Linked DNA regions of Homo sapiens: region 1 is linked to region 2. The links are chromatin loops, found by intact Hi-C in ENCODE. Cell type or tissue: GM12878. All regions are shown on one strand. Each heading gives the region's core, and the rest is flanking DNA. Links, peaks and the distances in the headings are about the cores only. Region 1 has its middle 130 kb from the start of LINC00221. Region 2 overlaps LOC102724977 (a long non-coding RNA gene).

The links. A loop is a pair of places that touch in the nucleus more often than their neighbours do. Peaks named below come from ENCODE experiments on the same cell type or tissue, not always from the same donor. Only the 100,000 strongest peaks of a DNase experiment are listed, where the experiment ranks them.
Region 1: it touches region 2 in a loop (12-fold over the local background); 1 of 110 quality-filtered maps calls a loop at or near these places.

What each region holds. Positions count from the first base shown.
Region 1 is chr14:106,612,229-106,615,049 of GRCh38, reverse strand. It overlaps IGH. Among named protein-coding and RNA genes, the nearest start is that of LINC00221, 130 kb to the right of the region's middle. In GM12878, for the core only: no CTCF peak of the experiment used is centred there; a DNase peak (open chromatin) is centred at 1,589.
Region 2 is chr14:106,662,726-106,665,546 of GRCh38, reverse strand. All of the region lies in intron 1 of LOC102724977 (a long non-coding RNA gene), which reads right to left. It also overlaps IGH. Among named protein-coding and RNA genes, the nearest start is that of LINC00221, 180 kb to the right of the region's middle. In GM12878, for the core only: CTCF peaks have their summits at 1,234 and 1,635 (motif pointing right); DNase peaks (open chromatin) are centred at 1,218 and 1,626.

The DNA of each region.
Region 1 (2,821 bases), core at 180-2,679, 50 kb after region 2:
TTTCCAGAAGATTTTTGGCAGTAAGAACAGCCTAGTATTGGAGTAATACTGATGAATTAGAGAGTTATTTTGTAATTATTCTCCTGAGATTTGCATGAATCAATTGATATAGAAGTTCGTATGTCCCAAGTTGAAACATCAGAATCAAGAAGGCTTCATCACCCTTAATGGCTGTGGTTTTTGGCAAGGCAGTACTTCAATTCAGCCAGAAAGAGAGACAACAATAAAACTTTCAAATGCAGGGGAGTCTGACCTCAGTCTCTCTCTTATAAAGGCAAAGGCAAAGCTGTGCCACATCAAGATTTTTCTTCAAGCCTTCAGAGTCAACATTGGGAATGGAAAAGCCAATCACTTTGTCCTTAGAGAAGGCGAAGATCTGAGAGGAATGCAGAGTTGTGTTCATGAAGGTGATGACATTGTTATTTCTTCTCCTTTGCCCAGTGACTGCTTTCAAGTTGAGTGTTTCAGATGTCAGACCTGACTTATAGGGATGGTTGTGACTGCACGTGACTGACAGGGACTGAGACTCTATATCTCTAAGTGTCCTGTCCTAGGAGCAGCTACAGGAGTCAGCCCTAGACTGGAAGTGCCCTCACTGACCCTCTGCCTCACCTGTGCAGCCTCTGGCCAGTTGAAGAAAGTTTTATCCCTGGAACATCTTTTGTCAAAACCACTCCAACTAGTATTCATGACCTATGGTCCACACCCTCAAGTACACAGACATGATCATGCTATGACTTGGTGTCTAGAAGATCCCTGCACTTTTAATTTTACCTCTAATATTAGACTCCACTTTATCACATGCGGACACAGCAGAATATTTTAAGACTTTGATATGTTATGCTGAAAAATTCAATAGTTCATAAAAGTCTACTTCCCATCACTGCCAGTGTTTACTACTGAGTAAGGATCTGCCATCCCCTAGGGAGGAACTATAATGGATGGTGTGCCCTGTTAGTGGTTATGGGAATGAATCCATCTTGTGGCAAATGGCAGCATCTTCTTGTTTTGCAAGATTAAATAGTTTTCTATGGTGTATAAATACAACATTGTCTTTATCCATTTGTCTATCTACTGACACTCAGATTGTTTCCATATATTGGCTAAGATTAATAGTGTTTCAATAAACATAGGATTCAACTATCTTAACAAGGTGGTAATTTCATCTGCTTTGGGTATATTTCTAAAAGCAGAATTTCTGGTCATATAACATTTCCAGTTTTAATTCATTTGGTGCCTTTATATTGCTTTCCATAATTGTGAAAATATAGAGTGGTATAGCCATTATGAAAAACAGTTTCAGTTTTGAGGTATGATCCATAAACAAATAATGTTTGATTATGGCTCTCCATGAGAATTTCTAATAAATATGATAGAAGTCAAGAAAGCGTCTCACATTAAAGCAAGGATTAATTTTATCCCTTACTCCCTCAAAAGCAAAAGATTGGAAGCATGCATGATGGAGGCTGTTAGCAGGGTTCAGAATGATATCATAAAAGGAAACTCAGTTGGATAAAAATGTTGGGCTTTCAGTCATAGGTATGTCGATACTCAATATGAAACCGCGAAGTCAAATGAGGATCTAGAATGTGTTCACTTGAAGCAACAGCACATTCTCAAACGCACCTATTGCTGCATCACAAGGGTGATGAACTTTTGAAACAAGTAAAGTGTGAGTGCACAGTAAGTGATAAAGTTATCACCTTTACATGAAGTTTGTTCAATATGCCAAAGGCTTTTACAGATTAATCATACACAAATATACACAATGTATTTTTGCATACACAGATGTCTAGAGGATGATTCTTTTAGGGAAAATTCTTCAGGTCACAGAAATCTGTGTAAGTTGGAGGTCCCATGAAAAAGTATCTCTTTATAAATACTGTTCTATTGCTCAATTAGGGAAAATGATCTCTGTTGGAGAAAGCTTCCAATTTTGCAGATTTCTTCATTGCTTCTTGAGTTGTAAGACATGAACCAAAAAATTGACTGGAGTTTTTTGGAGTTTCATGGCTGGAGTTTCATGGCTGTGTTGTTAAAAATTTCTTATACGGTTTCTTTCAATTATTTGAGATCAGTTTTTCTGATTTTTTTCTCCAGTAGATAAATTTTCACAAGATCTCAGGAAACCATGTCTCTGGTGCTTTAGTTTGAAAAACTAACTTCCTAGGTAAAGAAGCTTCTGTCTAACCATGATGAGCTCATTTCTTCTGCATACCATGAAGTTTGAGACCCCATTGTCCAGAATCATGAAAATTTTACACTCCAGTTTACTGAAAATCTTGACTTTGAATTTAATATTGATTGGCATTGACAAAAATGGTTCATTCTTGGATGTGTCCTAAGTTGCTCACCCAACATATCAGTGGACTGAGAATCTTCCATTAGCTCCCTCTGTCCATAGCACTGAGTCTATTGACAATCTTTGCAGTCCTCTATGAAGGAGAGTCCTGAGGTTCATCAGATTCTTGTAGACACTCAGATGAACCAAAGGAATTAACGGAATTGAGGACTGCCAGCCATTTCCACAACACTAGGAATAATTACCATCTAAGTGTAAAGGTCTACATCATTCAGAATACCCTGCATGACAGGCTGATGCAAAAAAAAATCCAACCCTGCAGAGGCTTCACAGCAACCCTCACAGTTCCTTCAGGGAAGAAATAATCTCCAAGTTCAGTGAGTCAGTAAAGCTGTTCTGAGCTACAGTAAACATTGGATTGGGCCCAGTTTTGTCTGAGTTCAATGTGATTGTTATACTCAGCTGCTGATCCTATATGGACTGAGTATGGATAATTTAAATGAGCCTGGCTGCGTGGTT
Region 2 (2,821 bases), core at 186-2,685:
GCAACTGAGACTCCATCTCAAAAAACTAAATAAATAAAAAGAAAGAAAGAAAAAAAGATGTACAAATACACAGACCTATGCATATATGTGTAGGCATTCATATTAAACATTAAGATAAAATAATTCTAAAAACATGTCCTGAAGAATCAAAATTAATGATGAACTAAATATAAATTATTAGAGTAATTCATAATTGATTTTGGTTATTTTTAATTGTTTACATGTTGTGATTTTACACAAAATATTAGTCATTTATCCTGATAAAACAGGTCAAAATGTTATATCAAGAGTTTATTTACTTTGTATTACTAATAATATAAAATGTTCCACATATTTTTAGCCATGTTTTACTTATCTGTGAAATGTGTTTATTAATTTTTCATTTTAATATGTCACCTTTATCTTTCTAATTTCCTGGATTTAATTCCACTACAGCTGAATGCATTTTAATAATTATTGTAATCACATTTACATTTTTTATTTGAATTTTCATATATATTTTATTAGGATTTTAATATCAATATAAATATTTTCCTACCATTGTCTATTTTCTATTTTTATGATATAAAATTAACATAAAAATGCTTAGATTTTCAATGTACAGCTTGAGGGCTTCTGACAAATGTGCGCACAAATAAGAATTATTTGCTTACTTTTTAGTGTATACTGAGGAGTGGGATTGCTGGGTAAAATGATATCTCTGTTTTAAGTTCTTTAAGAAATCTCCAGTCTGCTTTCCAAAGGGGCAAGATTAACTTATATTCTTCTCATCAGGGTATAAGTGTTCTCTTTTCTCCAGAGTCCCACCAGCATTCATTGTTTTTTGACTTTTTCGTGATAGCCATTCTGAGTGGTGTGTTGCTGCACACCTACAATCATCTCATATTTGATAAGGCTGATGAAAACAAGCAATAAGGAAGGGACTCCCTGTTCAATAAATGGTGCTGGGACAACTGGCTAGCCATGTGATGAAGATTGAAGCTGGACGTCTACTTTCAACATACATAAAATTAACTCAAAATTGATGAAAGACTTAAATGTAAGACCTCAAACCATAAAAATCCTTGAAGACAACCTAGGAAATACTCTTCTCGACCCCAACTTTGACGAATAATTTTTGGCTGAGTATCCAAAAGCAAATTCAACCAAAACACAAATAGATGAGTGGGACCTAATTAACTAAGGAGTTTCTGCACAGCAAACCCGCCAGGAGATAGATGCTCAGGACACCAGAGAGAACTCAGTTAAACCAGGGGGCGCTCAGAACAGCAGAGTGTGCTCAGGACACCAGGGGGCGCTCAGAACCACCAGCAGGAGCTCAGAACAGCAGAGTGTGCTCAGGACACCAGGGGGCGCTCAGAACCACCAGCAGGAGCTCAGAACAGCAGAGTGTGCTCAGGACACCAGGGGGCGCTCAGAACCACCAGCGGGCGCTCAGAACAGCAGAGTGTGCTCAGGACACCAGGGGGCGCTCAGAACCACCAGTGGGCGCTCAGAACAGCAGAGTGTGCTCAGGACACCAGGGGGCGCTCAGAACCACCAGCGGGCGCTCAGAACAGCAGAGTGTGCTCAGGACACCAGGGGGCGCTCAGAACCACCAGCGGGCGCTCAGAACCACCAGGGGGCGCTCAGGACGGCAGGGGTCGCTCAGACACCACGGTTCCCTTAGGAGGCAGCTCCACATTAGGTCCCTGGGCAGGGTGGGGTTTCCTTTTTGAACTTGCTATTTTTTGACCTTGTAAAGCAAAGGTCTTCCCCAGGATCTCTTAGTATTTCTTCCTTGTAACTCATGTCTTGTCTTGTTTTGTTTTTGTTTTTGTTTTTTGTTTTTGGTCATCTACAAAAACTTAAACTTAGAACAGTTGATTCAGAAAGGCAGGAAAGCAGGCATTCCTCTAAGTCTCCCCTGAGACAAATACATATATGATTTCTTCCTCCCCACTATAATTTATGTAAAAATGAAGATTCACTGAGTCAGACTAAATTGTGTATTCAGTGGAAGGATAATAAATGACACAAAAGAATGCAACCTATTGTCTCTTATCTTCTTCTAACCTGCAAGCCCCCATTTTCATTTGTCCTGGCTTACAGGAAAAAAAAATGTACATTTCACATGTATTGACTGATGTCTCATGTCTCTGTAAAATGTATAAAAGCAAGCTGTACTTCAATCACCTTGTGCACATGTCTCAGGACTTCCTGAGGCTGGTTATGGTTGGGTTCTTAACTTTGGCAAAACAAATGTATTAGTCTGTTCTCCTGCTGCTGATAAAAACATAATCAAGACTGGGTAACGTATAAAGGAAAGAGTTTTAATTGACTCACATTTCCACGTGGCTGGGGACACTTCGCAATCATGTCAGAAAAGGAAGGGACATCTTACATGGTGGAAGACTAGAGAGAGCTTGTGCAGATGAATTCCCCTTTAGAAAACCATCAGATCTAATGAAACTTATTCACTATCATGAGTTCATCATGGGAAAGACCTGCCCCTATGATTCAATTACTTCTCACTGGGTTCTTCCAATGACACATGGGAAATGTGGGACTACAATTCAAAATGAGTTTTGGATGGGGACACAGACAAACCATATTAATAAACTTCCTAAATTGACTGAGACCTGTCTCAGATATTTGTTGTTTATCCTACTCATGTACAGCCTTCAGAGTTCCAAAGCCTATATCAGTTTTCCAGGATTGTTTCCCCTTTTTGTTGGTTATTTCCTCCTTTATTTTCTATGTTTAGTTCCCTTTTTCTCCCACTATTTTTTCATCATTGGGATGTGAGACTTCACAACATTTGAAAGGTAGGTAACAATGA